2 separate regions of the Homo sapiens genome follow, and region 1 is linked to region 2. The links are chromatin contacts, found by Hi-C or POLR2A ChIA-PET in ENCODE. All regions are on one chromosome and are shown on one strand. Each heading gives the region's core, a stretch centred on a gene start or an enhancer-like site at or near the end of the contact. The rest is flanking DNA. Distances are from core to core; before and after follow the strand shown.

Evidence for each region. A loop is a pair of places that touch in the nucleus more often than their neighbours do. ChIA-PET counts read pairs that join two places held with the same protein, here RNA polymerase II (POLR2A).
Region 1: a loop to region 2 is called in a map of endothelial cell of umbilical vein, with 13 times the contacts of the local background. The contact joins two enhancer-like sites. A Hi-C loop is called at or near these places in 1 of 168 maps with a recorded cell type or tissue (endothelial cell of umbilical vein). POLR2A ChIA-PET finds 5 or more read pairs at or near these places in 1 of 52 experiments (HCT116).

The regions. Positions count from the first base shown.
Region 1 is chr4:123,891,869-123,896,379 of GRCh38, reverse strand. All of the region lies in intron 4 of LINC01091 (long intergenic non-protein coding RNA 1091), which reads right to left. Among named protein-coding and RNA genes, the nearest start is that of LINC01091, 240 kb to the right of the region's middle. Within about 2 kb of position 2,864, at least 6 of the 41 ENCODE cell types and tissues checked have a DNase peak (open chromatin) inside an H3K27ac peak, as active enhancers do; they include endothelial cell of umbilical vein, where a contact is called at or near this core.
Region 2 is chr4:123,125,532-123,129,623 of GRCh38, reverse strand. All of the region lies in intron 14 of AFG2A (AAA ATPase AFG2A), which reads right to left. Among named protein-coding and RNA genes, the nearest start is that of AFG2A, 200 kb to the right of the region's middle. Within about 2 kb of position 2,228, at least 3 of the 41 ENCODE cell types and tissues checked have a DNase peak (open chromatin) inside an H3K27ac peak, as active enhancers do; they include endothelial cell of umbilical vein, where a contact is called at or near this core.

The sequences.
Region 1 (4,511 bases), core at 1,615-4,114, 770 kb before region 2:
AATCTTTGGAGTTATCTAACTAGCAAGCAGGAGGCATCAAGAGTTAGTGAGCTTCTGATTACTAGATTCAGGCTGAAATAAGATGGCTTAGTGTCTTCAACCAGAATGTGGTCTCTATTCAACACTTGTACTGGATGAGGGTTTAGACCTCTACAAGTCCTACGTGCCTGACGTCATTCTCTGAAAAGGCTGACGATTAAGTGATTCTCAAATAATTTTTTTAGTAAATAAGATTGTTTGGTATCTCTGCCTCAACTGTGTAATTTAAAATATTAAATTTGAATTAATTACAGTGTATTCATAGTAAGAGTTCACTAAAATTTTGTAATTCCACAATATTCTGGGAATGTACAACTAGAGACATTATTTTGGATTTATTTGGTAGTAGTAGGGAACAATAATTAATGCCTCCTTTCCCCTACCTGAGATTGGATGCTTAGTAAAGATGAACATAGGAGTCAGATAAATTAAGGTCAAGTATTACCTTTGTTATCAATAAAAATGAACAGCTTTAGGTTACTGATTAAGCCACATTCTTCTGCAGGCCTAATAATATACCCTACATTGAAAATACCGATTGCCTTAGTTGTTTTTGTGCTGCTAGAGCAGAATACCATGCACTGGGTAATTTATAAAGAACAGAACTGTATTTTCTTTTCTTTTCTTTTCTTTTTTTTTTTTTTTTTTTTTTTTGAGACAGGGTCTTGCTCTGTCGCCCAGGCTGGAGTGCAATGGCCTCTTCTTGGCTCACTGCAACCTCTGCTTCTTGGGTTCAAGCAATTCTCCTGTTTTAGCCTCCCAAGTAGCTGGGATACAGGCACCCGCCACCACACCCGGCTAATCTTTTGTATTTTTAGTAGAGACAGGGTTTCACCATGTTGGCCAGGATGGTCTTGAACTCCTGACCTCATGATCTGCCCACCTCGGCCTCCCATAGTGCTGGTATTACAGGTGTCAGCCACCACACCAGGCCACTAAAACTGTATTTTCACAGTTCTAGGGGCTGCAAAGTCCAAGATCTAGATGCCAGTATCTGATTAGGGTTTCCTTGCTGCATCCTAACACAGCAGAAGAAGGAAGAGCAAGGGAGAGACAAACTCTATGTCTTCACATGGCAGAAAAGCTGAAGAGATATAACTCAGTCCCTCAAGACCTTTCTATAGCAGCATTAGTCCCTTCCACCTATAAACCTCCCATCAGACCCTACCCTATTGCATTGGCAATTAAGTTTCCAACACAATAATTTGAGAGGACACATTCAATCCATAGCACTCACTCATCTAAAGATGCTGGTTTCCTCTGTTGCGACTGCCAGAAGGTAAACAGCAGAGCCAAAGAAACTTGGGGAGGATCCAGAAAACCTTGAGCCAACCGTACCTTTTTTCTTCCCCCATTTTCAATGGTCAGTGGAAGGAGAGTGAGTGAGTGGGTGGAAAGAAGTTAGAAATGCTCCTCTGATTAATTCTTCCGGAGAGTTAAGAAGACTTTTCCTTTTCTCTATGGATGCATGAAGAATAAGGAAGTGTTCTAACATACTTTTAAGAGCAATGTCAAATTAGCCGGGCGCAGTGGCAGGCGCCTGTAGTCCCAGCTACTCCGGAGGCTGAGGCAGGGGAATGGCGTGCACCCAGGAGGCAGAGCTTGCAGTAAGCCGAGATTGCGCCACTGCACTCCAGCCTGGGCGACAGAGCAAGGCTCCGTCTCAAAAAAAAAAAAAAAAAAAAAGAGCAATATCATCTTTCAGTAGCTTCCGAGTCTACAATTGGCCTTACATATTAAAAACACAATCTTCTTTGATATTTTGAAAGATCAAAAATTTAGCAGCTATTCTAAAAACTAACCTGTTTCTTTAGAATAACCTGTTTCACTATTTACTTATGCACTCATGCATTCAAAAAAACATTTATTAAATGCCTATCATGTTCCTGGTTCTTTTATGCTAGTGATCAAAGGAAAAATAAGCCACCATCAATGTCCTTAAAGAGCTCTAGCTGGAGAAATGGCCAATTAACTAATAAAAATAATAATAGTAATAAAACGTGATACACAGTATAATGGAGGAAGGAATATTATACCATGAACCCAAAGGGGAAGGAGCAATTAATTACTAGAAGAAAGAAAAAGAAACATTGTAATAAAAATAACAAAAACATATTGTCCTGATGTAGGCTTTGAAAAATGAATAGGAGTTCACTAGGAGAAAATGAGTAGGAACGAAGCTATCCCTTAAAAAAGAAGGACCATGGGCAAAGGCACAAAGGTCTGAATATGCAGCATTTCAGAAATCATTAAACTAAAAGGAAAGCACATTTGATATATGTAAAATATTTTCACATTTAACTTAAAGTTTATTAAAGCAGGGAAACTTTTGCGTAGTTTAATAAAATTACAAAGATCTAGAGGTGAGGCATTTTGAACTAGTTAATAACCAAATGATTTAGGGAATTATTCATTAACCATTAACAAATACCTCCTGCATCCCTCATCTTTGGTTGAGTTCCAACAGTAATATCTCAGAGGTCTTGGCACTTGAAATCTGAACTTAAGCATTTATGTCTACAATATAAGGACCAAAAATATTTTGCTTCTGGGTCATTAAAATTTTTAGAATAATAAGCCCTTCCTTAGCAGCCTTTCTATTTGGTAGAACGCCATGCAGCAATGTGTTCCATATCTGAATTCATAGGGGAAATAAAGTGGTGCTCTTGTTAAGGAAATCCATTTCCTCCAAAAGGACAAGGTATGACAAAGACTGTTTTTCCAACTTAATGTAAATTTCATAACATCAGCAGCGTGCCGTGCAAACTGCCAAATGGAAAGGCTCCCACACGCCCCATCCACATAATACATGGACTCAGGAGGGGCAGAAATTACATTTACTTTAGGAACGATACATCCTCCACACAGCCTCTAAAATCTGCACTGGTGAACCCACTCCTATCTGTTGAAGTCTTTGTCTTTATTAAATGCTTTCTTTCAGGATGGCTAAAATGATGAGAGGTCTTTTGCTTGCTTTTCTTCCTCTTTTGCTGTCTCTTTCCCTTTACAGATACAGCCCCAGTGATTGAAAAACCCGACCTGCAAATCTGACCGTTCAACTTATCTAGGACAATCTCTAAGTACAAGGTCGACATTATCTCAGCCTGCATCCTGTGTAATTATAGTATTTGGCTGGCATTGCTGAATAGGGGCTGAAATCCATCAGGTTTTAGTTAATCTTCCTTGAGTAATCACAGCTGGTTGGCCGGAAGAAAATGATTATGAAATAAAGTTGTTGTGTCTCAATAATAAAGATTACTGATATGCAGGGCAAGCTCTATCTAAGGTTAACCTTTCTCTACATATGAAGGCTCCATATAACTGAGGAACAAGAAATTGTTTCTGAAAAGTCTGCTTTGCTTCAGATTTTAACTTCTCTTTTCTTTTAACTTTTACTAAATCCCCCACCAGTCCTGAATTTTCGTTACACTGCACTGAAACACATATACTAACCCTTTGGAAGTTTTTCAAACAGATCCAACTAGCAGTTTAATGGACATGAGATCAGCTTCCTTCAAGTCTTTGAGTAGAATCTCATGTTGTTTTATTAAGAATCTTTTTATTGTGCTAATCTTGAGGCTATGAGTTATTCACACGACAGACAGGATGACGATGAATCTGCATGGTGATATTAGAGAGTATGTCAAGTGATGTTGTAGTGGCGCAAGCTGTATATTCAGAACAAAAAACAGACTTACACAGTTGGAGAAAACTCTCCATCACTGTCTATGCAATATGAACAATGCAGCATACATCCAATCCAATAATTTTTACCCCTTCTTATGATAAGAGATGATCACAAAAGATTTATCTAGCAACTGTAAAAAGGCACAGATGGTGGTATGGTGGTTAACAGCACAGATTCTGCAGTCATAGCTAGCTTTGCCTCTCACCAGCTATGTGACTTTGGGTGAATTACTTAACCTCTCTATTGACTTAGTTTCCTCAACCTTAAAATAGAAATTATAATAATAGTAGCTGTCTCATGTGCACATCATGAAGATTAAATGAGTTAACATATCCAGGATGCTCAGAACAGTTATTGGCATTTAAAAAGCATAGTAAGTGTTCACTCTTGATAACATTAAAACATATAAAGAAACAGGATTGGCTGGATCCTAACGTTGTTGGATAGGCAGTAAGTACAACTTGCAAGATCTTTAGCTCTAAATTCTTGTTTGATACTTGACTTCAGGCTATTAACATTTAACCAGAGACTCATAAACAAAATGACCTATGGTTAAACTCATCACGTTAATGTGTCTACTCATGAGAAATAAGAACGCACATAAAAATAGTACACCATAGATTTTGTCTGGAAGGGTAAGATGAGAGCAAGAGGACAAGGGAAGATGATTTGCTTGAGGCTGATGGTTCTGGGCACAGTGGCTCCCAGACTCCTCCTTATTCCACTGCTTTCATTGCCCTTACAGCACATGACTGGGATGACCAAGGAAGTTCCTCCTACAAAG
Region 2 (4,092 bases), core at 979-3,478:
ATTAGGTATTACTGTGTCACGTAAAACAAAGAGGAATGTTTCAAAGAGGAAGGAGTGGACAATGACAGCTGATGGTGCTAACAGGTAATCGCAGAGACTGTTAGTTTTTCTCTTTAGTAATGAAACCCCTGAGTTAAAGCCAAATTTAAATCCCAGCCCCTCAAAATAGAGAATATATTTATTTTACAGCCTCTCTTGCAGCTGAATATTACCTTGTAGCTAAGATTAGCCAATGGGATGTAAATGATAGCTGCAATTTATGGGTTATGCTCTTAAACGGCAGGGATGAGCTATTACCTTATCTCCTAATTCTTGTTGACCTGAATGAGAACCCAACTAATGTGACAGTGAGATACTTTTTACCATGTGGCCTAAGGGATGGCACAGAAGTAATCTGAATTTCTGATACCATGAAACTACCATATTAGTTAATACTTGTTTGAATTACTTAGCTCTTTTGTCTTAAAGTATTGCCTTTAAGATTTTTAATTGAAAATGCAGTAGCCTCCATATTTCAGAATTCATCAGAGCAGATTTATGAAAACAGGTCTATATGAAGGATAATGTCCCACATATTTTTAAGCAAATACTTTAACAAAGGATACAACATATGACATGCATTAACAATGCAAGAACTTCAAGATGAAAAAAAGCATATAATACTTTTCTAAAGTTTGAAAATTATTAACAAGCATTTTAAACCTTGTATTTGGAGACTCTTACAGATAATTCTCCATTTTGCTGGGTTTTAGAGTGAGAGCTGAAGTACAAAATCACTGTAAGTAATAATGATGGGAGTACTAAAGAAGAAGAAGAAAAAGAACCACTGACCCAGAAATCACACACAGGTCTAGTCTGTGATGTCTGTTTTGTCAATTATTTAAGGGTTTAACCATAATCATTTTTTTTTCAGTCACTGAACAGAAACATCAGTATAATTTTAAGTGAACTCTCAGCTATAATAATTAAGTATATAAAAATCCATTCACTAGAATATTCAATGTTAACACTACACAACAGCTTTTCATATGTCTTAATGACTCACATTAAATAATAAAATTTAAAAACTCCAACTCTAACTTTAAAAAAAATTTGTGTTCTAACAACAATCTCCCCAAATTACTTCTTGGGTAGATGTTTCGGATGGTTGTTGGAGATGCTGCATTTTTTTAAGCCTGTAGAGAATTACCAAAAGCCTGACTCAAGTATCAGAAAAAGTTTAAACTAAGAAAACAAAAAGCAACAATTATTAAATCTGTTTTTATGTTTACCCTGAGATACTTCTACCAATAATTTCCCACAAACTACCAGGGAGATACTTCTTTCTCAGACACAATGGTTTTTTTCCCAACTAAATGCATTTCTGAACTTAAACGCATGAAAAGTTAATAAACGGAAGGAAAAGCAAATTCAGAGCTGTCATTTTAAAATTATATTCTTAAAGGGTTTAAGGGTATCATTTGTGGAACACAAAGAGATTTCCTTCTCAACAACATTCCAGGACATCACTCTTTCCTGCCTACCAGCAGACAAGATTATACTTGTCTGGTATGTCAGTAAAGTATTTACACAAAGACAGTTTTTCAGAATCTTCTCATTGTGAACACAAAACAGGAAATACAGTAATACCATCAGTATATGTTAAACACTGTTTAGTATAAACTGTATTTTTTCCTTAATGAGTACTAGCTTAACCTCCAGGAGGAAGAGGTGAAAATAAGCACATCTAAAAACACATTATCACTAGTTGTTTGCAGCCAGCCAAAGAAAAGGTTAAGGAAGAAAAACTCAATAAAACTTTCCAAACTACATTTTAGTTAGTGTTATACTATAGCCTCTAATAAAAACTCATTTTTCTCAAGTTCATAGGGGAAAATAAAGGTATTCCATAAAAGTTAATATTTTTGAATAAAAAATAGCCTAATTAATAACAGGCAATTTAACAGAAATACTGCTTCTGAGGCAGAAAAAACAAATTTCTATGTAAAGTGGCCATCCATCAAAAACACCAAATAATAAAGCATTTCATGATCTAAAAAAATTAATTCCTTTTATTTAAATTTATTAAAAAAAACTGTTTACCTTCCGTGGCTAAACAGTAATACAATTCTATCAGCTTACCAACTGAAGAGCTTTGAAATGTATTTACAAACTGATTATATAAAGTACAGCTTGTGTCCTAAGCAGAAAAACACAGAGAAAATTTTAATTTCCCATAAGATAGTTGAATGAACTATGGTTTGACTGCCCTCTGCTGATGTGAAATTTTTACAACTATAAAAACTGATATGATAAAACTGTGATATTATGATTTTAAAATAACTGTTTCTACTCAGATCCTGGTTTCATTATTGACTTCCTGTGAAAACTAAAGAGATTTAAATATTTAGCTTCTGTGTCTTATGTTTATTTATTTTTAGAGACAAGAGTCTCACCCTGTCACCCAGGCTACAGAGCAGTGGCAAGATCACGGATCACCATAGGCCTCAACCTCTAGGATCTAGCTAGCAATCCTCCTGCCTCAACCTCCTGAGTAGCCAGGGCTACAGCTGATTTTTCAATTTTTGTAGAGACAAGGTCTCCCAAAGTTTCCCAGGCTGGTTTCAAACTCCTAGCCTTAAGTGATCCTCCTGCCCCAGGCTCCCAAAATGTTGGGATTACAGGTGTGGGCCACTGCACTTGGCCATGTAGTCTTATTTTTAATTAACGGGCAAAATTCATGAAACAACTATTATCTGACGGCTATCAAAAATATGATTTGATCTCTGTATTAGTTCCTTCTCATGCTGCTAATAAAGACATACCCAAGGCTACTGGGTAGTTTATAAAGGAAAAAAGTTTAATTGACTCATAGTTTGGCATGGCTGGGGAGGCCTCAGGAAACTTACAATCATTGTGGAAAAGTAAGCAAACACATCCTTCTTCACATGGTGGCAGGAAGGAGAAGAATGAGAGCAAAAGGGGAAAAGCCCCTTATAAAACCTTCATATCTCATGAGAACTCACTGACTATCATGAGAACAGCACGGAGGTAAGCACCCCCATGATTCAATTACCTCCCACCAGGTCTCTCCCATGACATGTGGGGATTATGGGAACTATAATTTGAGATGAGATTTTGGTGGGGACACAGCCAAACTGTATCAATCTCTCTGACCTCAAGATACTTACATGTTATTAGAAAGACAGGAAAAACCTGGAACACATGAACTATTAGAGAACATCAAGAACTAAGCTAGGTGGTACAGAAGACAAGTAAGCTAGAGAAAAAAGATTTGTAGAGCCAATTTAGTAAAAACTAAACAAAACCTCAAAAATAAAAAATTCATGGAAAAGGCTGTTAAGACAGGCAGTCAAGGAAAAGTAATGAGCATGGTTTTAGATGAAAGAGGAGGAGACAAAATAAGCAAAAGCCTGGAGAAAATAATGAATGTATAATAGTACGTGCATATCACATGACTACCAGAAGACATAATTGCCAAGATAAAAGGTAAATGTTCAGTGAAAACAGAAAATACTATAATGGTAAGATGCTGCATGGGGTATGGGCAACTTTTGCAAAGTGAAAAAGCCAGAATGAAGAGCTGGACTTGATGAGGCAAACAAGGAGTCCCTGTATGTTCCTTAACAGTATATCACTCCTTTAGGAAGAATACTATAAAACAGAATGAATATGAAATGGTGGAGAAAGAGACTGAAGGCAGAGAAACGAGTCAAGAGGCAATGGCAGTAATAAAGGAAATAACTCAACCAGAAGAGTAATGGTAATAGAGCAGAAAAAAGAAATTGAGATAAAATAATTGAGATTTCAAATTTTGAATTATAAAACAAAACCGGAGGCTGGACTGGATTCAGATTTTTGTTTAAATATTTGCCATATTAAGGTGATTATTAAATTCCACTGAAATAAAAGAGTACTAGACTCAGAGTCAGCAGAAGGGAAAAGTGTCATGTCATCAAAGCTAATAGGGTACAGGGTTTCAAGATACAGGTACTCAGCAGGATAAAATTTATGGAATTGAACACAGTAAGAAAGGAAACCATTAAATTTTGTTCAGTAGTCACTGGTGACTTTCACAAGTTCACTTTTAAT